2 separate regions of the Homo sapiens genome follow, and region 2 is linked to region 1. The links are chromatin loops, found by intact Hi-C in ENCODE. Cell type or tissue: IMR-90. All regions are shown on one strand. Each heading gives the region's core, and the rest is flanking DNA. Links, peaks and the distances in the headings are about the cores only.

Region 1 (12,533 bases), core at 2,465-10,464:
GATAAAGAAAAGAGATCTATTTGGCTCATGCTGGGATAATGTTTGTAAATTTTAATTGCAGTGAATGGGTATTTATGTTTACATCTCTAGCTTATTTTACTGTGTGCATTTTAGCCATTGTAATTCATTTTATTATTTATTTTACAGTAATATTTATTATGAATTGACTAATGCTGTATAAAAAGCATGGCAGCAGCATCTGCTTCGGGTGAGGCTTCAGGCTGCTTCCACTCAAGGTGGAAGGTGAAGGGGACCAGCGTGTGCAGAGATCACATGGTGAGGGAGGAAGGAAAAGGGCTGGAGGAGGTGCCGGGTTCTTTGTAAAAACCAGCTTTCATGGGAACTAATAGAGGAAGAACTCAATCACTTCCTCCCAGCCCAGAAAGGGCGCTAATCTATTCATGGGGGATCTACCCCCCATGGCCCAAACACCTCCCATTAACATTGTAGATCAAATTACATGTTGAGATTTGGAAAGGTCAAACATCCAAACTAAAGCACTATTATAGTCTTATCTCCCTGTTAAGGGCAGCTCCTTCCTTTTCCTTGGAGATGATGCAGAGAACCTAATCCTACCTCCCTTCCTGGCCAAGAGGCCAACAAGTAGAGTTAAGTCACAACATGGCACAGCTGCTGAACTGAATAAGGGAGCAATGCAACCCTATGTTGAAGGAGCGGGAGGATTTACCCAATGCGTGCTGGCAGAAGAATGGAAGAAACTGGATTCTTAGGTGCTGGATCAAGGGGAGTGAAACATAAAGTTGGAAAAGGGAGAACTTATCAATTTGGGAGCATCCTGCTGGGATCTAGAATTTAATATGCTGGCAAGACCCCTGGAAGAGACACGCTACTGGGATGGCTCTTAGAGCCTGGGAAAAGCACTGTACTACACTAAGGGAAGCAGAAATGCCAGAAATGCCAGAACTGCCGTGGCAGACAGAGAAGAAGGCCTCAGAGAAGTGGGCATCTAGAACTCATACACACACAAGGCTAGAAACCTCACCAATTGATTACATTGCACACAAAGGCACAGAGGGCCTTCCATTGTCCTAAGCAATAAGAAATGCACTAGTGAGAGGGGTGCTGGAAGCAGTGAGAAGCTCAGTGGTGGTTCTCCCAGGGCTGTAGTAGGAGATGCCACTGCAGAATTTGGTTTATTGATATAAATTGATATGATAGGACATTGAAATAACAGAGGCCAGGTGGCAGCACTCTACCAGAAGCCAGGCAGGTGCAGTTAAGATAAAGAGTGTCAAAGATGGATGGCAGTCAAGGAGGATTCACCCACATGGAGTGGTAAAAACAGTTAAAGAGTGTGATGTCCCTAGGGGTAAGACAGATGGCAAATGAGTGAGGATATTATTTACTTTATACAACTAGAAGAAATCAAGGGTGGATGATCAGGAAGCTGAGGGCAGCTGCCCAATAAACAAATAATGATCCTTTGCTCAGTTTTCAAACTTGAGCCAATTTTCTAACGTGGAGTCCATTGACTGAAAAGAAGTCTGGATCTTTGGGAGAGGACTTTACTATATTACAGCAAACATGCACAGCAATGATTCGGCCAATCTGTCCCTAGAGGGACCTAAGGCCACTTGCTTGGGTAACCACATGCAAGAGGAAGGGGCATGGCAGCTAGCTCCCAAGATCAGCTCCTAGCTCACCTCCTAGTCTTCATGCCTCTGTGTGGTCCTCTTGCATGTTGAATGGGGCCAACCTGTAACAAATCGGACATTGCACAAATGATGGAGTGTGACTTCTGAAGCTAAGGCATAAATACACTGTGGCTTCTGCTTTGCTCTTAAACATCACTGCATTTGGCAGACGCCAACTGCCATTTCATAAGGACACTCAAACCAACCTTTGGAGAGGTTCAAGTAGCAAGGAACTAAGGCTTCCTGGGAACAGCTCCTGTGAACAACAGCCATGCATCATAGAACTGGATCTTCCAGTTCCAATCAAGCTTTCAGTTGACTGTAGCTCCAACCCACATCTTTTTTTTTTTTTCTTTTTTTGAGTGGAGTCTTGCCCTGTCGCCAGACTGCAGTGCAGTGGAGCGATCTTGGCTCACTGCAACCTCCGCCTCCCGAGTTCAAGCGATTCCCCAGCCTCAGCCTCCCAAGTAGCTAGGACTGTAGTGGTGGCAAGACTCCTGGAAGAGACACACACAAAAACTATTTTTTTTATATTTTAATAGAGACGGGGTTTCACCATGTTGGCCAGGATGGTCTAGATCTCCTGACCTCATGATTCGCCTGCCTCGGCCTCCCAAAGTGCTGGGATTACAGGCATGAGCCACCACGCCCGGCCTCCAGCCCACATCTTGACTGCAACCTTGTGAAAGATCTTATGCCATAACCTCACAGGTCAGCCACTCCCAAATTCCAGACCCACAGAAACTCTGTGAGATAATACATGTTTATTGCTGTTTTAAGCTACTAAATTTTAGTGTAATTTGTTACACCGTAATAAATAAATAATATAGGGACCAGACACTTCAATGACTATCTAGGTCTGAATTGATACCCAGAGAATTAAAGCCTCATTGTAGACTCCCTGTTAGGGTGGGGGCCGATAGGTACAAGATGATTAATTAAGTCTAGGCCTAGGTCAAGCCACAGTGCGTCCACTGTCTCCATGGACTTAGGTGGTGGTTGTTTCCACAGTTGCGAAGTGTACAATTGGAATGGACACACTTGGTACCTGCCATAACTGCTGCATTATTTGGCCTGTGAGGTAAGAGATGTTGTAACAGAAGGCTGAGTGGAATGCCCTAAAACTGAAAGACAATTCTGCATCCCAAGAGTGTTAGAGATGAGTGTCAGCCTTAAGGACTTAGAAGACGCAGGTGTGATGGCCCCAGCCCATCTCTATTTAATTCACCAGCCTGGCCCCTGCAGAAACCACTGGATTCTGGATAATGATAGTGCACTACTGCAAACTCCATCAGAAGGAGCCCAGATTGCAGCTGCTGGGCTTGGCATGGTACTTTTTTTTTTTTTTTGAGACAGAGTCTTGCTCTGTCGCCCAGGCTGGAGTGCAGTGGCATGATCTTGGCTTACTGCAACCTCCGCCTCCTGAGTTCAAGCAATTCTCTGCCTCAGCCTCCCGAGTAGCTGGGATTATAGGCACCCACCACCATGCCTGGCTAATTTTTGTATTTTTAGTAGAGATGGGGTTTCACCATCTTGGCCAGGCTGGGCTTGAACTTCTGACCTTGTGATCCACCCACCTCGGCCTCCCAAAGTGCTGGGATTTCAGGCGTGAGCCACTGTGCCCAGCCTGGCCTGGTATGGTATTTTTTACTAAAACAGATGAATGTAGCCTTTAGGGGATGATATGTGGCCATTGTTCTGGTGAATGCGTTATTTTCCATCACTCTTGAAAGGAAAAAAACTGTTTGCATTCCCTTGACCAGACAATCGTATGTATTTAGTCTTCCCTCAGGTGGTGCTAACTCTCCTACCCTCTGTCATGTGTGATATATAGTCTGAAGAGAACTGGACCTCCTGGACATCCTGCAGAACGGCACCCTGGTCCACTGTATCATGCCTCATGTCAATCAGATATCAGATGGGTGAGCAAGATGCAGCAAGTGTACTGAAGGCCTTGGAAAGACACATGGGCTTCAGATCATGGGAGACAAACCCTAAGTTTCAGAGGCCCATCACATCAGTTGTAGAAGTCTGGTGTTCCAAGGCGCACTGGGGATAAATGTAAAGGATAAATTATTGCATCTCACACCTCCCACCATGAAGAAGGAAGCACAGTGCTGGTAGGTCCCATCGTTTCTGGAGGCGGCATATTCCATATCTGGGAATACTCTTCCTACCCATAGACTGGATTACATGGAAGGCTGCCTCCTGTAAGTAAGGCCCAGAGGAGGGCTCTGGAGTAGATCCAGGCTGCAGTGCAAACAGCCCTTCTGCTTGGGCTGAACAATCCAGCATGCCTTAGGTTACTAGTGATCTCAGAGGTAGGGAAAGGCCACCATGTTCAGTTTACAGAAAGTTCCACTGGGGAATCATGAAGGACTCCTAGGGCTCCGGAGCAACGCCATGCCATCTACAGTAGAAAATTTTACACTCTTCATTAAAGAGCTCCTGGTGTGCTGCTGCTGGACCACGGTAGAGATGAAGCAGCTGGACATGGGACACCAAGTGACCATATGCACCTCCAGAGGTGCCCCGCACAGGCTCATCAGGTTCTAAGGCTAGGTGGGCCCTGCAGTATCCAAGGCAAGACAGAAGTTCTGCATCCATGATCAAATATATCAGCAGGGCCTGAAGGCCCAAGCCAGCTACACTGGCAGCTAGCTCAGAATTCCAGAGCCCCCACCACTGTTGCACCAAGGGTACTCCCTCAACTCACACCTATGGCCACATTTGGAAGGGGAAATCCTTATGATCCACAGATGGAGGAAGAAAAAGTGAGCTTGGATCTTGGATGGCAAATGTGGACAAAAATGGACAGTGACTGCCCTACAGCTGTACTCAGGATGGGCCAGAAAGGCAACATCAAGGGGAAACCCTGATGGGTGGAGCTTCATTGGTGCACCAGGTCATCTACTTGGTTTAGATAAAGAATACGTATCTTCCCCCTTCCCTCCCTCCTTCCCTCCCTCCCTCCCTGCCTTGTTTCCCCTTCCTTTCTTCCTTCCTTCCCTTCTCCTCCTCCTTCTTCTTGTTCATCATCTACTGATCAATGTGTCTATTGATCTATTTTCTATTAATCACCTATCTAGGTGTCATCTATCTCTCTATCTCTTTATCCGTATCTACTAATTATCTATCATCCATTGGTCATTCATTATGTATCTGTCATGTATCATCCTTCTATCTATTGAATCTATCATCTGTTTCTATCAATCATCTATTTATCTATCATCTATTTATTGGTCTGTCTCTTTACTAATTATCTATTATTTGTTGGGCACAGTGACTCATGCCTGTAATCCCAGCACTTTGGGAGGCTGAGGAGGGAGGATGGCTTGAACTCAGCAGTTTGAGACCAGCCTGAGCAACATGGCGAAACCCCGCCTCTGCAAAAAAAAAACACACAAAAAATTAGCCGGGTGTCGTGGTGCATGCCGATAGTCCCAGCTGTTTGGGAGGCTGAGATGGGAGGATCACTTGAGCCCAGGAGATAGAGGCTGCTACAGTGAGCCGTGATGGCACCACTGCACTCTAGCCTGGGCAACAGAGCGAGACCCTAGCTAAAAAATCTATTATCTATCTATCTATCTATCTATCTATCTATCTATCTATCTATCATCTATCTATCTATCATCACTATCTTTCTACACACATGGACTCATTGGCAGTAGCAAATGGCTTGGGCAGTTGATCAGGGGCCTGGAAGGAGGGAAACTGGAAGGTGAGGGTTGAGGAGCAGGCCTAGAATAGTGGCACGCTCTGCATGGCAGTGGGCCCAAAGCCTGCAGATGTGTGTATCACATGCTAATGCTCAGCAGAAAGCCTCCGCCACGGAATGAAAAAGCCCCGGACAAACTGGTCTTTTGACCCATTCACTCTTTGCTTTATTTTAAATGTATCGTTTTCAGATTTATGTCCCAGACACTTTTCGCTCTGATGTAAGAATGCCGTGCTAAGAACAATAACCAAAATAGCTTCTATTTTCGTAGCATATGCCCATAATTTGCCTCATTTTACCCTGGCAGCAGTCCTGGGACTTAGGAATGACAGGGAGAAGTTCTTCCTTTCCAGATGGAGAAAGCGGATGCTTAGAGACAGTAAGAGCCCTGCCCAGGGCCACGGAGGCAGCTCTGGCCTCCGGTCCTGCATTCTCTTCCCGGTTTCTTGGGCCCCTCTGGGCTGCGGAGGGAAAGCAGAGCCGAGTTGACCAGCAGGGGGCGCCGGCCTCTTTTTGTCTACATCTGTCCACCTGGCTGTGCCAGGCAGGCTTCTGCAATCAGCACGCGTGCCCAGTTCTGTGACTGGTGAGTGGGCTCAGTTCCAGGGTGCCCTCCGCCTCACTGCATCTCCACCTGCTGGCCACACCGTAGACCATGCTCTGTTGTATGTGCTCACTTCTAAGTATCCCCAGACCCCTCGCTGCTGCAGGCTCTACTCAATCCCTACTAAGAAATGGACAGGAGTCAGCACCCAGCGAAAGGCTGTAAATAAGCCTCAGCGCTAACAATAACCTTTCCCTCCCTGCCATAATACAAATGTGGAGCTTGTCATCGAGGCTCCTCTTTGAGGCATGAATATTGATCTTTTGCCATATGTCTTTATGATGTGTGCTTTCTCCAGCAGGACCCGGTTTTGTTGCGTTTCTCCTTTCTGCCTTCTCATTTATTATGGTCGTCTGCTTCTGCAACGAGACTCCCTGTGAATTACAAATTTAGTCAACCACAATGAATTTGTGTTGAGCACTCCCCAGGAGCCAGGCACCATGCATAGTGGACTTAACCAAAGTCCCAGCCCTCATGGAGCAGACATTCTAGGGAAGGAGCCAGACAAAAAGCAAAACAAAGAGGGAAATGATGTAATTTGTCAGATGGCAATAAGTGCTGTGAAGGAAAATAAAGCAGGGAAGGGGATAAGGAGGTGGGGTGCAGGGGAGTGGGGCGTAGCCCAGGGGAAATTTGCATCAGAGAGAAAAGGTCAGAGAAAAGGCCCACAGAGAAGGTGACATTTGAGCAAAGACCGGAAGATGATGAGGAAGCCAGCTCTACAGATATTTCTTGGAATAATATTCCAAAAAAGTAAAAAGAGCCCACTGGGGGAGTGGGTCCCACACACAGGTCAGTGTGGCTGGAGGGCAGTGAATAGGAGGAAGTGAGATCAGAGACATGATGGGATGAGGGAAGAGAGATGAGCCCTGCAGGGTGGGATGCAGATTGTGCTGGGCCTGGCAGGGCCATAGGGATGATGTTGGTGTCAGTGTACGATGGGAAGCCACTTTCAAATGAGACATGCATACAAGGGGGAATGGTCCAGATCAGTATGTGTGATGGCCTCTTCCTATAGAATATTTAAAGTTCCATTCCTTCTCAATAGCCTCTATCAGGGATTTACAGGAAGAGACCACACATCAAGACGTCCTAAAGCCCTGGGCCCATCTGTAGTTGGGAGGTGGCAGGTACATTTTTCTTACTGAAATAGCCATTACATTCATCTTTTGGAGACCGATGGAGGTACAACTGTGATGAGTCCTGTGAGAAGCCATCAGCATCTTGTTTGAAGAATGCACCTTTTTCTTCTTGAATATCAGCTCAGTGGCTGCTGGGAAGCAGCTGCCGGAGGTTGGCCTGGTGTCACCATCCGTACACCATCATGCTGCAGTGCCACAACCACACAAAGCTCAGCAACTCCTTCCTCTCCCACATGGACAGATCAAGAGTTGAGATGAAGCTCCGCATTGCCATTGCTGCACATGTACAGTGTACCAGGCATGCATAGGTGTTGGGATACAAAGTCCCTCGCTTCATGGACATTAAATGAGAGAGAGAGAGAGAGAGAGAGAGAGAGAGAGAGAATAAACACATAAACAAGTGAATGCACATTCTTCTGTTAGCTAATGATGAATGACATGAAAAGTTGAGTGTGGTAGTTAGCGACCCTGGGACAGTCTGCCTGATTTCTGATTTTCTGATTGAGAGAGCAGAGCCCTGAATGAAGCAAGAAACTTCAGCAATGTTGAAGAAGTGTGTCATGAACTGAATGTTTGCATCCCCCTGGCCCAAGTTCATACATTGCAGCTGTGACCTCTGATGTGATGGTATTTGCAGGTGAGACCTTCGGAAGGCATTTAGGCTTAATAGAGAGCATGAAAGTGGGACCCTCATGATCCGATTGGTGTCCTTATAAGAAAAAGAAGAGACCAGGGCTGTGTGTCTTTCTGCCATGAGAGCACGTGGCGAGAGCACTCGTCTGTCAGCCGGGAGGACAGCCTTCATCAGGAACTGAATCTGCTAGCACTTTCGTTCTGGACTTCTCAGTCTCCATCATCACGTGAGTCAATTTCTCAGTCTCCATCATCATGTGAGTCAATTCCTTAGAGTAAATCTCTATATATGTATATCTGCTGGAACCTAAATCTTGGATTCCTCAGAACAATAAGAAAGAAATGTCTGGTGTTTAAACCGCCCAGTCTAGGTGTTTTGTTATGGCAGTCTGAGCAGACAAAGACACAGAGGTAAAGCCTTTGAAGCAGGGAAGAGCTTGGTGTCTGGCTCCCAGGAGGTGACAGTGAAGAGGTGGGCAGGGCCATATCATGACAAAGCGCTTGGGGAATCTTTTCTGCAGGGGTCTGTTGAACAGCTTTCGAGTGCAGGGAAGTGATATGATCTGATTCCCATTTTTTTTTTTTTTTGAGATGGAGTCTTGCTCTGTCGCCCAGGCTAGAGTGCAATGGCATGATCTTGGCTCACTGCAACCTCTGCCTCCAGGGTTCAAGCGATTCTCCCTGCCTCAGCCTCCCGAGTAGCTGGGATTACAGGTGCCTGCCACCACGCCCGGCTAATTTTTGTATTTTTAGTAGAGATGGGGTTCCGCCATGTTGGCCAGGCTGGTCTTGAACTCCTGACCTCAGGTGATCTTCCCCCTTGGCCTCCTTAAGTGCTGGGATTACTGATTCCCATTTTGAAGAACTGGTTTTGGCTTTGGCGTGGAAGCAAAGGATGCCACTTAGGAAGTGAGAGAAAGGGTCACAGGCGGGTATAGGATTTGCTGATGGGTTGGATATGAGAATCGAGAAGCAGAGGAAGCAAAGGATGACTGCTAAATTTTGGGGTGAATTTGGGTGAAGCCTTAGGAAAGAAGCACAGAGGGGTGTGTGTGGGTGTGTGTGTGTGTGTGTGTGTGTGTGTGTGTGTGTATCCCAAGTTAAATGTGAGTGAGATCCTATCAGACAGCCCGGCAGAGTTGAAGAGGGTTGACATAGGACTCTGGTTTCAGGGAAGAGATCCAACCTGGAGATTATGCTTTTGGATTCATCATTTACCAGGGCAATTGTGCTGGTGGACCTCTGGGGCATTCTTGAGTGACTTCTCTTAGTTTATGATGATGATAGTCGTATTGATGGAAGGTGTGAAAGCCAAAATTCACCTTGTACTTATAATGTGCCAGGCACTGATCTGAGTGCTTTGTGTGCACAATCTGATTGACTCCACACAATTCCTTAATATCCCATTTTTGCAGCTTAAGGAAACTGAAGCATCAAAAGGTAAGTGTCACGACTCATTTTTAGAGAAGCATTTCATTGTGGGGATGCTGGCAGTAGCCTACTCTGCAATAGCACACTGGGCTGCCTTTGCACACGAGTCTTTATGCCTGAGGAACCCTTTCTTCCTCAGCCATTGCATTGTGCACGTTCAACAGCTGGGTGTTGTGAAAGAATAATGCTGGACACGAACTCTGGGGACACGGGTTCAAGTCCAGTCTGTTATTTATGGGACACTTTGTTTTGGGAACATGAACATATAGAGTTCACAGGATGTCTTCCAGGCAAAGTTGATCCATGTCTGCCGTCTTTGCTTTGCCATCCGTTCCTTCTCCAGTTACCAGACGGCTTCTGCCAGCCTAACCCCTTCTAGCCAACTCTCATTTCCTGGCTGTGCCAGCCTGATTACTTCTAATTGTCTTTGACTGCTTCCAGCTGGGTCTAGAAGCTGGCGTTCTGTGGGAGCACAGAGGCAGTCTCCCAGCCATATGGGGCGAGGAGATGGGGAAGGAAAAGGGAAGGAAGGAAGCAGCTGGTACGAGTCAACTGAGAAAGCTTCCCAAGGCTTCACAGCCCACTGGGATTGCTCCTGTTTCTGAAAGGGTTAACTCATCCAAGTTAGAGAATGATCCATCTTCGACAAGACAAACAATTATATTTGTTGATCCCCAAAGGCAACCAACAATGCACCTAAAAATGCTTTTAGAAAGTCACTGGTAACTTGTCTCCCCCAGGACTTGATGGGGTCTTGCTCTCAGGAGCAGTAAAACCCCACTTGAGAATCAGTGAATGATTACTTTCATTCATTTATTCAACAGATATTTACTGAACAATGATCATGTCTCAGACACCGTGCTAGGTACTGTAGGGCAAATAATGAAATTAGACACAGCTCCTGTCCTCAATAAGTCTAAAAGAGAAGAAAGTCATAGATAATAAGTACTACAGGACATAAGAGGAATGTGAAATGACTATATGAACTAAGAGACAACAGAGGGAGATGGGCTTCTTGCAGCTTATTGGTTGGGGAGGTCTTCATGGGAAAGGGAACACCTGTGCTAGGTGGAAATGAGTCGGAGACAGCAGACTGGGGGCGGGCAAGGCACAGGCAAAGGTGTGGCAGTAGGGAGGCCGGATCCCGGCCAGCACCACCCCCTACCCGGGAACTCCGCAGGAGGATAAGGCTAGAAATTAGTTTGGGCTAATTAGCAGAGAATTTTCAAGGCTGCATTACTGTTGCATTGAATAATCAGATGCTTTCTGCACACTGAATATGAGGGCAATATATTGTGTACTAATTTGTTTTACATAAAGACATTTCTGGGGTGATTTCTTGTTAAACAGGCCATTTCAGAGACTAGGACTTGTAGTTCCAAAACCAGTTACAAAGGGGACGCACGGATAGGATTTGGACTTCTCTTTGGCATCCATCCCAGCTTATGGAATTAGCAGTGAACTTGAATCAAACCCAGGCAGCAGGCTTGAAAAAGATTTAATGGGCCTGGATTTTCTCTCTTCTTCACCCCTTTCCTGACCTCTACCCTGAGAGGATAATTAAAAGGAAAGAAAATCTCTATTTCATTGTAAATGTCATCCACCATTTTTATGAAACTTTTTTTTTTTAGACCATAAAAATACTTTGGGGAACAGTCTCAGAAATTTCCCTTAAACCTTAATAAATAAATCTCTAAATTTTCATAAAGAGTGCATGTCCTAACATTAAAAAAAATCATACTCTATTAACACAACATTGGGTGGACTCCCAAACTGTTTCTGATGGAAGATTCAGAGTGGTTTTTTTTTTTTTTTTTTTGAGAAGGAGTCTTGCTCTGTCGCCCAGGCTGGAGTGCAGTGGCAAGATTTCAGCTCACTGCAACTTTCGCCTCCTGGATTCAAGCAATTCTCTGCCTCAGCCTCCCGAGTAGCTGGGATTACAGGCGCCCGCCACCACGCCCGGCTAATTTTTGTATTTCTAGTAGAGACAGGGTTTCACCATCTTGACCAGGCTGGTCTTGAACTCCTGACCTCGTGATCTACCTGCCTCGGCCTCCCAAAGTGCTAGGATTACAGGCGTGAGCCACCGCGCCCGGCCTCAGAGTGGTTTTTACCCCAAAGTGAGCTCCATATTCCTCATTCTTTAGACAGTTGCTGGACATCTATTCTGCTGGCACCACGCTAGTTACCATTCCCCTCCCATGCAACTGTCCTGTTAAGATTTGATTACTGAATTAGAGACATTAAAAGGATTGAATGAACGTTACTGAAATAGTCAAGGCCGGTGGGAGCAAAGAAGTCCCTTCAGCACAGCAAGAAAAACATTTTAAGCTGTATCTTTAATATTGGTAAACGGGAACAATGAGACAGAACAACAGAAAACGCAGTATGTTCCGTCATAATAACTGAGGCTGGTGACTTGTAACAGGTAGGTGGATGAATATAGTAGCGTATTTAAAATTAGATGTATTGAAAGCAGGCATTTCTCTGCGTCCCTCTTCAGATGGGTCAGCGAGACCCCCAGACACTGGATTGATGACAGCTGTTGTTCCCCCACCCCCCACTCCCAATCTCAAAGCATTGCTATGGGTCGATGTCATACTTGTTTACTCAGGAATAAACAATGAAAGGAACTTTGTTAGGACCAAATCCTTCCTTTCAGCTCTGATGTTGCATGATCGGGGTGAAGTTTCCATCAAATGCGGGCACCTCAACAGGTAGCATTTTGTAAATGCCTCCTCCTACCTACCCTCCTCCTTCTCCCTCACAAGATTCTTCATTTTCGGTTTGAGAAGACGTTGGGGATCCTGGGAGAGGGTCCAGTGTCGTCAGGGCAGTTGCAATTGTTTATGCGATGAGCACAGTCACAGCGCTTGCAGAACAAAAGCATCGAAGAGAGGCGAGCGCCGGTCCACCTCCTGCAATCACAGGCATCATTTCAATGGAAGGCAAAGAAGGTGTAAGCTACAAGCAGAGGCAGCAAACGCCCTGGTTCCTACATTGCTGCTGCTACTATTACTGCTGTGGCTGCGCCTCCTCCAACACAGCCAACCAGGCTGCGTGCGAGCCCGGGCAGACGCCTGGCCGCCTCCCCACCCTTTCTTCCAGCCATCCATCTATCCTTCCACCCCCGGTCCAGGGGGCCCTACTGTGTGGCGGACTCAGGGCCGGGCACGCAACCCGACTCACAGTCCACGGAGTTCGAGAGCCTTCCCCCTTCCCCCCGCCCCGGGTGGGTGCGGCCAGTGGGGGATTTCACCGCCGAAAGGTCCAGAAAACCCAAGCCCAGAATCCGGGCAAGAGGCGCAGCCGGAGGCGGCCCGACCTGGGCGGCCCGGGAGCGCGCGCCT
Region 2 (12,533 bases), core at 2,712-10,711, 230 kb after region 1:
AGCTGCCATCCCAGACCTGCAGGCGATGCCTGGGCGCTCCCTCCCTGCTGTCACAGGACACTCACCACCCGCTGATAGCCAGCCTGCTTTTTTGACATTGTGAGGCATCTGCCTGGACAGCCAAGGACAATGCTGCAGTTTCTGTGGAAACCTGAGTGCCTGTAAGGACTCTAGTGGGGACTCTAACCCACCATTGGGCAGGCTCTGGGAGAGGCTAGAGAATGGTGGTCAACCACCTGAGTGAGGTCTGTCTGATCTGTGACCCGAGGGATGTCACTCACTCTGGAGCAAGGGGCCCTCTCTGGGCCTCAGCTTGCTTCTCCAGTGAGAAATTGCCAAGCCTGGCCACCTGCCTGAAATGAGGGTAAGAGGAGACAGAAGCAGCACGAACACAAACTAACACTTAAAGGGATTATCTTGTCAGTTGCATGGGACTTTCTTTTGCTGTCCATGGAGATAGCTGTAGGAAGAGGGATGGAAAGGCGGAGGAGGGAGTGGGGCCTGATTCTTTGATGTAGAGAGAGGTACAAGAAGAAGTAGAAGGCTTGGTTTCGATAAGAGGCATTTTAGATTTGGCCATCCCAGGGGCCCAGATGATGCAGTAGTGGAGGAAGCCAATCTTGGACTCCCTCTTCTCCTCAATTCTTCCCTGGGTCATGGTGCAGCTCAGGACCTCTGAAGGCTTTGGCTGCTCTCCGTGGAAGACTTTGGGACCAGTCAGCACATGGCCTATTGGCAGATTCACAAAGGGCATCTCCCATCTCACTCTGCTGTGCAAGTAAATGGTTATGAAGCCTTCAGAGGTGCCACAGAGAGGCCCCAGGGCTGAAGACCATGCATGAACTCTTTTAGCATGGAAAAACACTCACGAAGGCAGTTATTAGTTATAGCACCCTATTTAGAGACTTTATAAGACACAATTTTTGTTTTATCAATTTGTAGGAACATAGATCATTTACTGTTTGCTGACTATGGTTCTCCCATGAGGACCTCTCTCTCTCATGCTTCCTTCTTCCTAGTAGTTATAGAACCACTCAGACTACATTTCCCAGTTTCCCCAGTGCCTAACCATGGTCATGTGACTAAATTCCAGCAAATGGGATGCTATGGAAGTGACGTGTGTATAGCTGCCAGGGAAGCTGCTTGCCCTCCACATCTTTTATCAAGGCTAGAAGGTGAACTTGGGGTAATGAACCAGTCCTAATGAGGATGTAACCAAAGGGAACGGTAGAACAGTGAAATGAAAGGAAGTTGGATCCCTGTATGACCTGCCAGATCAGAGCAGCTGCCCTCCATCCTCTCTCCCGAAACTGCCCTGTTCAGCTCAAACTTTAAAGGAGAGAAAAATGAACATTCCATCTTGTTTAAGTCACTCTTATTTTCATCTCTGCTAAAGCAACTGAACCAACATATACAAACTGGATCAATAAGTAATTTGCGCTGTGATTTTGCTTACTATCATGCACATATATTGGTGTCCAAAAAACATGAGTGTGAAATCTTGTCAAAAGTTTGCTCACATGTTACCTGTTTTTTCCTGCCAACCAACACCACACACCACTTTCTCATAAAGGTCTTCTTAGATCCAGGAAGCTAACCCAGAACCCTTTAAAAATGATCATATTCTCTGGCCGGGCGCGGTGGCTCACGCCTGTAGTCCCAGCACTTTGGGAGGCCGAGGCGGGTGGATCACGAGGTCAGGAGATCGAGACCATCCTGGCTAACAAGGTGAAACCCCGTATCTACTAAAAATGCAAAAAATTAGCCGGGCGCGGTGGTGGGCGCCTGTAGTCCCAGCTACTCGGGAGGCTGAGGCAGGAGAATGGCGTGAACCCGGGAAGCAGAGCTTGCAGTGAGCCGAGATTGCGCCACTGCAGTCCGCAGTCCGGCCTGGGCGACAGAGCGAGACTCCGTCTCAAAAAAAAAAACAAACAAACAAAAAAAAAACAAACAAAAAAAAAAACACATCATATTCTCAAACAGCTAATAGAAAGGTCAATTCAGAGTGATTTACCTTCAGAGAGGGACCCTCAGAGAGAACCTTGTTTTGGGGAGTTGTAAGAAGCCCTGTAGGCTCTATGACCTTATATCTCAGATTTTTAGGACAATTCTAATTTAAACTATTCTGGCTCAGTTCCCACAAATGTATTTGTAAGTGTACTTGCCATGGTTTTTGTTGAGAAATGTGGTCGCAGTCCCTACGGGCCCCTCAGCTGATTGTCATCCCTTCGTGTCATCTTGCCCTCTGGTCTTCCTCCTGCCAACTCAGGAAGGTCTAAACTCAGGGGACAGAGGACTGCTCCCTCTGAGCTGCTCCCCCCGAGCTGCTTCCTCTGAGCTGCTCCCTCCGAGCTGCTCCCTCTGGCCCCCTCTCTGACGGACTTTTTCTATTCTAGGAACTGTACCGCACTCATTCGTAGGGAAGCTTTTTTTTTTTTTTTTTTTTTTCCTTTTGGAGAAGTTAAGCTTCTTTAGAGATTAAAGTTGGTTTCCTCTAGCTTCCTTACAAACTCACAGTGTTAAAACTGGGTCATAGAGACATAGTTGTTCCATTTTCTAACCAGACAATAGCTTCAGGCAGTGCCAGAGTTCCCCTCCTCTCTGCCCCCTTTCTGGAGCCCCAGGAAGCCGCTGAGCAAGTCCCTCCTGCTGGGAGTGGACAGACCTCCTTTGCACCTGCCCTCCTCCCTGGGCCAAGGGCACTTGCCCTTGTCACCAGCTTAAGCTGTCGCCTTTTCCTTTGTCTCTAATTTATGCTACTGGCCTCCAGGGGGCTCCCCTCTGCTCCCGCTTCCCTCTCCTTCCCTCCTCCCCCTAGGATGCATTCTAAACAAGGGCAAGGACATTTTTTGGGGTCATGGGGCTAGGGGTGGAATTTTTGTCTGTCCTCAAGGGCTTAATGCGTTGAGACTGTCATAGATGGTATCATCATTCAAAAATATTTTCCGGCCCTTCCTGAAGGAGAGGATAGTTCCCTACCCCCTGCCCCCCACTGACATCAGATTTGACATTGTGACTTGCTCTTGCCAAGAAATGCAAGCAGAAGTGATGTGACACATGTCACTTCCAGGAAAAAGCTTTAAGAGCTAGTGTGTGGTTTGCTGTGTGTCTTTTCTCTCTTCCACAAGATGGACAATGGTCCAGAAAGGGGCTGCTTCATCAGCCTGGATCCCAAAGAAGATAACATGAAGCAGGGATATAGTTGACCCATGACAGATGGGCAGCTTGAGCAAGAAATAAACCTCTCTGACTGTAAGTCATTGCAGGTTGGGCATGTTGTTATTGTAGCATAATCTAATCTGTCCTGACTATTTTAGAACATACATAGAAATGATCTCACACTCTTTTTCTATGAAGCTATGGTGAGTTGGGCTTGGGTTGGACATGCAAGGAGACTGCTGCATCATGAGAATATAGTGTGGATAGATTAGTCTACCTCTGCTCTAGGCTTTAGAAAGAACCCCACCACTCCCCGCCCCCTACTCCACTCTCTTTTCTGGCCCTGGAATGACCTTAATGTTATCTGTTTCCATATGTACCTGTGTGTTAGTCTGTTTTCACGCTGCTGATAAAGACATACCTGAGACTGGGTAATTTATAAGGAAAAAGAGGTTTAATGGACTCACAGTTCCACGTGGCTGGGGAGGCCTCACAATCATGGCAGAAGGAGAAAGGCACGTCTTCCATGGCAGCAGACTACAGAGAACGAGAGCCAAGCAAAAGTGGAAACTCCTTATAAAACCATCAGATCTTGTGTGATTTATTCACTACCATGAGAACAGGATGAGGGAAACCACTCCCATGATTCAATTATCTCCACCTAGTTGCTCCCACATGTGAGAATTATGGGAGCTACAATTCAAGATGAGATTTGGTTGAAGACACAGCCAAACCATATCAGCCTATTTTTATCCCTGGTCCACCTTAAGGCAGGATGCAGTCTCTCTTCCCAGGCACCAGAAAGAGGCCATTGCATTAGAAGAACTGATGATAAATATTGATTTTACTGAAGATCTCACAGGGAAGATAGAATGTTTATATCATATCCTCAATGCCAACTGCCCATGCATGTCTGTAGCAGTTCTCCATGATACAATGAGCTCTGGAGCCAAAATACTTAGGTTCGAATCTCAGCTTTACCACTTAGTGTGTGATCCTGAGCAAGTGAATTAAATTCTATGTCTGAGTTTTCTCTTCTGCAAATTGGAGACAATGATGCTTCCTGTCTACTAGGGTTGTTATTCTCGGTCTCTGACAAGCATGAAAGTTCGACTCGAACTAACCTCTTCTTGGTAACTTTATTCTTTACCTGTCTTCTCCGCATGACCAGAGATACCTCTGTAAAATGAGGTTGAGCAGGAATATCAAGCCTGCCACACAGCAAATACATAGTAAATGTTAGTCATCATCATAATCATTATCATCACTGTTATTTCAGCTATTAACAATCTTCACCAGATATGCTTGCTTTTCTAAGTCCCTTCCTCCCCATTATGCTATTGGTGGCTGTGACTTTTTTTTTCTTTTCTTTTCTTTTCTTTTTTTTTTTTTTTTGAGACAGAGTCTCACTGTGTCACCCAGGCTGGAGTGCAGCGGTGTGATCTCGGCTGACTGCAACCTCTGCCTCCAGGGTTCAAGCAATTCTCCTGCCTCAGCCTCCCAAGTAGCTGGGACTACAAGCACACGCCACCACTCCAGGCTAATTTTTCTATTGTTAGTAGAGATGGGGTTTCACCATATTGGCCAGGCTGGTCTCGAACTCCTGACCATGAGGTTTTGGTCGGCCTCCCAAAGTGCTGGGATTACAGGTGTGAGCCACTGTACCCGGCCTGTGCCTTGCCTTTCATTTGATCTTCTCCTGTGTCGTGTCCAGCCTCATGGTCTCCTGTCCCTCCCCTTCTGAACTGAAGCTTCCCCACCACAATTGAGTCCCTTGTGTATCTGGGATCTGGCGTTCATGCCCTCCTCTCTCTCTTCCCTCCTACACTCCCCCTCCACCACCCCAACCACAAGCCCACATATCTCTAGCTCTCAACCATCCTACCTTGGAGACATTACTTGCAGAGAATAGCCTGCAATGCTGTGAAGTTCCCTCCCAGGGAGAAAGAGGTCATCTTGAGAACTTATATCCCACAGCCCCCAGTCTCCCATGCTGGGACCTTCTCACCTCTTCTGTCCTGGCAAGCAGCCAAGTGTGGCTCAGAGGCTGAGCAGAGGGAAAGATGTTGGCCCTTTGCTCCTCAGCATCAGTGGGCTTAAGTGCGGGCACAATCCAGACCTGGAGTGTTTGCATTTGAAGGCTTAGTTCTACTCGAATGAAACTCTGGTTCAAGGCCTTCCAGGCCAATGAAAAATTCCAGCCAACTGAGACCAAGCAAATGTGGCTGTATCCACATATTCAGAGCCAGGCCTTGGGCAGGGCAGGTGACAAGGAGCATGTCATTTGGGGGAACCTAGCACTGAGTGAAATCATCACAGTTAATTCTTTACTAGCTGTGTCAGAATTTCGGCTCATTTTAATCTTGGTGTTCAATGAACACCCTGAGGTCTTCCTCATGAGTCCCCTGCATTCTGATGAAATTGCCTTTAGTGTCTTAGGAGGCCGTGTGGTTCAGAGCATGGGTGTGGAGTTGAGAGATGTCCATTCCACTCCAGGTTTCACCCTAAAAAGCAGTGTGAGGTGGAACGAGTTATTCTGAGGCTCAATTTTTTCATCTATAAAATGATCATTATTATTATCACCGTCACCATCATAATCATCAATTGCCCTGCCCCCTGCCTCACAGTCTTACTAGGGTTCAACAGGATAAGCTATGTAAAATGTTCGGCCCAGGGCCTGGGACCTGTTTTTCCTGCTTCTGCTGTTGTTATTGTTACTATTATTATTGTTTCAGGTCACCTGGCCCTCCAGGGCCTCTTTGTAACTCTTATAAAATGATCTCTGACACTCTGAGCCTGTTTTTATTTGGAATCTTAGGGGAAAAAAGCATTTGTGAGGTCCAGGATTTAATCTTGTTTGTCCTCGGGGCATGTGGCTATTAACAAGGGTTGTTTACGGAGGGTCTGTCCATCCTGCTGAGCTTGTGTGATCCTCACAGTGGCCCTGCAAGGTCAGCATTATTATTTCCATTTCATGAATGAAGAAGAGGCCCAGGGAGGTTGAAACACTTGCTCAAATTCACACATCCAGAAAGGAGCAGGATTGGAGTAGGAACCTGTGTCTGATTCATTTTGCAAACACTTTTCTAGCACTTTCTATGCTCCTAGCACTGTTTCAAGTACTTTTTAAATAAGAATTAATTGATGTCATCCTCTTAACAACCCTATGAGGTAGGTGCCGTGACTGCCCCCTTGTGTAGATGAGGAAACTAAGGCACAAAGAGGTTAAGCCACTTGCCCAAAGTCACACAGGTTTGCATGGCAGTGACAAATTCACTTCGGCAGCCTGGCCCCAGCTGCCCCTCAAGGCTGTTCTTTCCCATACACGTCACTGTCTCTCACAGGGGTCCCGCTTTTTCAGTGGGTACATAAGCCTGCCTTCCTGGCACAGACATAGACCCCCTTCCCTGGTCCCCTTCGAGCCTCTTAAAAGGGGAGCCGCTGTTCTGCATTCATCCTCCATGACCGTGGCCTCTTCTGCTTCCTCCTCAGAAGCCAGTGGGTTTGTTCTGCAAATTGCTAGTCAGAGGAGGCCAGGCATTGTTTAGGCTGCTGGTGGTGAGGGTCAGTGCCAGCTACTGGACCAGAGCCAGACCTGCCCCCGTGCCAAACCCACCGCAGGGAGGCCTGCTGCACCTCCTCCTGGGAGGTCTCCCTAGGGCATCACCTGAGAGCATGCAAAACAAAAGCCACACAACCAAACCATTTTTCCAAGGAGGGCCTGCTTGCCCAACACAGTAAAATCCAACTCCTATTGGCCTGTATTCCAGTAGATGCATTCAGTGTGTCCCTTGGCAAAATAATGTGGTAATTGCTGTAAGAGACTGCCCGCTGCCTTCCCCAGTGGATGCTCTATCCTTCACCAGTGCTCATGAGCATTTGTGGAGGGGTCCTCTTCCATGGCCAGCCAACAGCCCCACTTCTGCACCCTGGCTCATACCATTCAGAGTCTGCACCCTGGACTGACTTAGACTAGCAAAAGATTTTAATCAACTGGTTCCATCTCCCCAGCCCACACGGATATCTGGGGACTCCTAAAAACACCATCTCTGCCTGAAGAAATTTCCCTAGCATCTGCTAAAGCAGGCTAGCAAAGAGGAATGGGGGCTTACTCCATCTTTTAACAAATTGACTTATTAGGAAGCGTTCTCACATCCTGAGTCAAATCTACTGTATTAAAATTTTCTCCCATTCTCTTCGTGCATGTTCTGGAGTAACAAGATCAAGACTGCTTTCTCCTCTACATGACAGCCCTTTAATATTTAAAAGCAGCTGTTCTTTTTCTTCAGTCTCTAATTCCCTAGGCTAAATATATCCAGTTCTTCCATCTGTTATTCCAACAGGATGGTTCAGAATTCCTCACCATTCGGGCTGTCCTGATAGGAGAACTCTCAAGATTGCCAATATCCCCTTTAAAATGAGGCCCCAGGAACTGAACCCACTGTCAGAGCTGACTGTCATCTGAGTTCCCTGGGCGTGAGCTGCATTTATTTTCCTTAAGAGCCAGGTTGCCCGGTTGGCTCACTCCAATCTGCTCTTCTCACATAAGCTGCTGCTGGTTATGTTTCTCCCACATTCTAAACTTGGACAAGAGAGTTTTTAGATCTAAATGCAGGCTTTTATATTGATGACTATTTAAAATCCTCTTAATCCCTTTTAAAGGAAATTCTAGTCAAATTCAACATGTTCCCATATCAACGGCATTATTCTATCTTTTCCACTTCATATTATCTTCAAATCTAAAAAAAAATTTCCCTTCACACATTTGCCCAAGAAAAATATTGAAAAATTCTGCCAGAGCACCTGGGTTACCCACTGAAGAGAATTCTCCAGAAGAAGGTCAACTGAAGAGATGGCCTGCCATGCTAATCATAAACAAATTCTAAGCAGATGGCTTGGAAATTCGTTAGAAAATGGATGATGTGATCACCATCAGTCAATCAGCTGGTTAATTCAACCAGCTATTAATACTCTGAATAACATTCCATCTCACCCACAAACGTATCATGGTAGACTTTGTCAAATGCCTCATGGAAATCAAATCATGTCAAGGATCAGTCTCCTGACTTTAAAAACTAATACCCTTGACTGGGCGTGGTGGCTCACGCCTATAACCCCCACACTTTGGGAGGCTGAGGTGGGCAGATTGCTTCAGGTCAGGAGTTCGAGACCAGCTTGGCCAACATGGTGAAACCCCATTTCTACTAAAAATACAAAAATTAGACAGGCATGGTGGTGGCGCACCTGTAGTCCCAGCTACTCGGGAGGCTGAGGCAGGAGAATTGCTTGAACCCGGGAGGCGGAGGTTGCAGTGAGCCAAGATCGTGCCATTGCACTCCAGCCTGGGTGACAGAGTGAGTCTCCGTCCCCCCCTCAAAGAAAAATCAAAAACAAAACTAATACCCTTAAAAAACAACAACAACAAATGATGTTGGTTTGTTTTTAAAAAACACATGCTGATTCCTAGTGATCATTTATCCACAAACCATCTGTTTCCTACTCAAGTCCAATGGGAGTATTTTATCCCCTTGCCCCATTGATTGAGTCAGAGATGGGCATGACTCAAGCCAGAAGAATCAGAGTCAATCCAGAAACTTGTACTGGAACTATTTGGAAAGAATCTTCTTTCCACTGAAATTGCTAAGGTTGGAGGATATAAGCCTGGGGATGTCAAGAGCCATCACATGAGATGGCTGAGAAGGGAGTCAATAGAGAAGCTAGCAGAGAAACTGGCTGGGATGCTACTAAGTCCTCATGGTGATATCTGACACCTGATCTAAATGTGCCTGAAAATAGAACCCCCATTTGGATTTTTCAGTTACAGGAGCCAATAATTCCCCCATTTTTGCCAAGCCTCAATCTTTTTGAAATTTGCATCTAGGCCATTTTTTCAACCCCTGCCCCAAATATATCCATAGCTGTCCCTCTAAGCACGGCTTCAGCTTCCACAAGCTCCAATATGTCACAACTTCATTAATTTTTAGTTCAGTATATTTTCTAATGTCCATGGGGATTTCTTATTAGACCCATGGATTATTTAGAAGGGTGCTGCTTAATTTCCAAGCATCTAGGGCTTTTCTAGATATCTTTTGTTATTATTTCCAGGGCTCACCGGTCTGTAAATATATGCACAGGATCTCATTTCCCTTGAGGTCTTCCTCAGTGAGGATTCTGCGGACTCCACATGGGTATCTTCCTTATGGTTCCTCATGTGATCATGACAGAGTTCATCTCCTCAGTGCCACCTTGGTCCCACCACATCCTTCTCAGATTTTCAGTATAGTGTGGTATTTGCTATCTCCCTTGGAAGCAAGGCCTCTGGAGCCCTCTAAATGTAAAGCTGCACCTCATTTAATAGTGGAGGGAGAAGAATGTCCTTAGTAGACATATTTAGTTTGTCCATCCAGCAGCTCTTCCTTGGAGGAACTATGCTTCCTCTCTTCCATATAGTTCTAGTGGGTTTGTCAATCACTGTAAAGCCCCTCCCCACCACACATGCAGAAATGGGCATGTGACTCAAAATGGCCAATCAGAGTTTTCCTTAGGAATTTTCTGCCCAGCTATCAAAGAAGACTGTCTTTTTCAACTGCAAGGTTATGTGTGGAGGGTTTCTAGGGGCCACCGTCACAGCCCATCAGAAAGGTCTGCAGAAGAAATAAAGTCAAATTGAGACAAGCAAAGCTGAGAAACAAAAGGTAAGATAGAAAAGAAACCTGCTAACATTGTTAGAGCCTTCCATCCACTGGAAACTTGAACCTCTCCTATGCTTTCCACTTTCATGAACTTGCAAGTTTCCCTTTGGCTTGTTTTAACTTGGGCAGTGGTCTGTCACATAAATCCAAAAGAGCCCTATATTGCTTGTAAAGGGTTGAATGGTGGCCCCCCAAAATGTATGTCTATGTTCTAATCCCCAGAACCTCTGAATGCGTCCTTATTTGGAAAAAGGGTATTTGCAGATGGAATTAAGTTAAGCATCTGGAGATGAGATCATCCTGAATTACCTGAGTTGACCCTAAGTCCAATGGCAAGTATCCTTATAAGAGACACACAGGAGAGACAGGGGAAGACGGCCGGGTGAAGATGGAGGCAGAGACTGGAGTTATGCAGCCACAAGCCTAGGAACACTGGCATCTGTCAAGTTGGAAGGGGCAAAGAACAATATCTCCCTTAGAGCCTCCTGAGGGAGTGCAGCTCTGCCGACACCTTGACTCCTGGCCTCCAGAACTATGAGAGAACAAATTTCTATTGTTTGAAGCCCCCAAGTCTGTGGGAATTTGTCAGCAGCCTCAGGAAACTAACACGTTGTTCCACTTTTGTATCAGCTGAGGGGAGGGTTATTTGGCCCTGATGTCTTCTGAGGCAGACTGGTACCTGTCCGTGGCCTGTTATGAACCAGGGCTGCACAGCAGGAAGTGAGCAGTGGGTGAGCAAGTGAAGCTTCATCTGTATTTACAGCCACTCTTCATCACTCACATCACTGCCTGAGCTCTGCTTCCTGTCAGATTAGCAGCATTAGATTCTCACGGGAGCACGAACCCTATTGTGAACTGTGCATGCGAGGGATTTAGGTTGCACGCTCCTTATGAGAATCTAATGCCTGATGATCTGTCACTGTCTCCCATCACCCCCAGATGAAACCGTCTAGTTTCAGGAAAACAAGCTCAAGCTCCCATTGATTCTACATTATGACGAGTTGTGTAATTGTTTCATTATATATTACAATGTACTAATATTAGAAATAAAGTGCGCAATAAATATAAGGCACTTGAATCATCCTGAAACCATTCGCCCCCAACCCCTGGTCCATGGAAAAATTGTCTTCCATGAAACCAGTCCCTGGTGCCAAAAAGGTTGGGGACTGCTGTTCTAAGGCTTCAGATAATAAAGACGGATACGGGACATACCACGCTATATTCCAGATTCCCTATCCGCTCTGACAACCAGTTTCCTAGCTGGCTTGGTGTGGGCATGCCTACCACGTTCTTCACTCAGAATGAGTTATCTCCTGGGAGATATCACAATCCCCTTACAAATGGACTCCTGATGAGTCCATCACCTGTCACACACACACACTTTGCCATAGGGTAATGTTAATATCTCAAGCATTAGAGTCAGTGAGGCCAAAATTAGAATTCTACATCTGCTAATTCCTGTGAGACAGTGGAGACAAATTGGTTTACATTTCCAGGTCCCAACTTTCTCAGCTTGCAAATTAGGAATCTCTAGCTCACAGGGTATTATAAATGTTAGGTAATCCACACAAAGCACAGAGCAGTCCATGGTCCATCTTCTCAGCAAATGCAAGCTAGGGTATGTTGCTAGATATTTTTAAAACCTGGCTTTGGGCTTTTTTCAGATATTGAGCAGCAATATGTTCAGGAAAGGTGTACGAAGCTTCATTGGGGTGAGTCATGATTTGCAAAGGATGGTTTAGGATTGGGCATAGGATCTCGTTTGGGCCAATGAGATGAGAGGGGAAATTTTTGCTGGGCTTTTCTGGGGAAAAATGATTTTAAAAAATTAGACACACAAAGAGACACCCACTCAGACTTTGTGTTTTGGACGCTGTGATGTGAAGATACAGTGCATAGAGTGCTGGCAGCCATCCTGTGGCCATGAGGCAAAAGCCCAGAAAATTTCAGTGAGCAGTCATAGAGCCTTGATATCAATAAGCTGCTAAATTCACCGATTCTGCAAATCTAGGCCTCCAGAACTCTTAATGTGTGAGGTCATAAACTCCGAATGTCTATGCCACTTTTGCAGCTGATAGCCTCCTGAAATGTTCCTCAAGGACTTTGTGTGTTGTACAGTTGTTTTTGTTAGTGATGCAGTGTTTTTAGGCTAAGCGAGTGTATTAGTCTGTTCTCACGCTGCTAATAAAGACATACTCGAGACTGGATACTTTATAAAGAAAAAGAGGTTTAATGGACTCACAGTTGCATGAGGCTGGGAGGCCTCACAATCATGGTGGAAGGTGAAAGGCACATCTTACATGACAGCAGGCAAGACAGAATGAGAGCCAAGCAAAAAGGGTTTCCCTTTATAAAACCATCAGATCTCGTGAGACTTATTCCCCACCATGAGAACAGTGTCGGGGAAACCATCCTAATGATTCAATTATCTCCCACTGGGTCCCTCCCACAACACGTGGAAATTATAGGAGCTACAGTTCAAGATGAGATTTGGGTGGGGATGCAGCCAAACCATATCAGTGAGCAACACCTTAAAGTGGTTTCATGACACCTATTACCATTTATGATTCTCTCCTCAGTGTAAAACCAAATAAAGTTTCATCCTCAGGGTTCTGCCTTCTGTTGCAACATTTTCACATCACCTGGGGAAAAACACCCTTTTTAACCAAATTTATTTGCCCC

The links. Peaks named below come from ENCODE experiments on the same cell type or tissue, not always from the same donor. Only the 100,000 strongest peaks of a DNase experiment are listed, where the experiment ranks them.
Region 2: a loop joins it to region 1, with 4 times the contacts of the local background. A loop is called at or near these places in 5 of 110 quality-filtered maps.

What each region holds. Positions count from the first base shown.
Region 1 is chr21:31,860,356-31,872,888 of GRCh38, forward strand. No RefSeq gene overlaps it. Among named protein-coding and RNA genes, the nearest start is that of HUNK, 6.4 kb to the right of the region's middle. RefSeq lists a silencer at 5,926-6,065. In IMR-90, for the core only: a CTCF peak has its summit at 5,871 (motif pointing right); a DNase peak (open chromatin) is centred at 5,896; H3K27me3 peaks cover 1,823 bases.
Region 2 is chr21:32,093,909-32,106,441 of GRCh38, forward strand. No RefSeq gene overlaps it. Among named protein-coding and RNA genes, the nearest start is that of LINC00159, 14 kb to the left of the region's middle. In IMR-90, for the core only: CTCF peaks have their summits at 2,787 (motif pointing right) and 6,342 (motif pointing left); no DNase peak of the experiment used is centred there; H3K27me3 peaks cover 464 bases.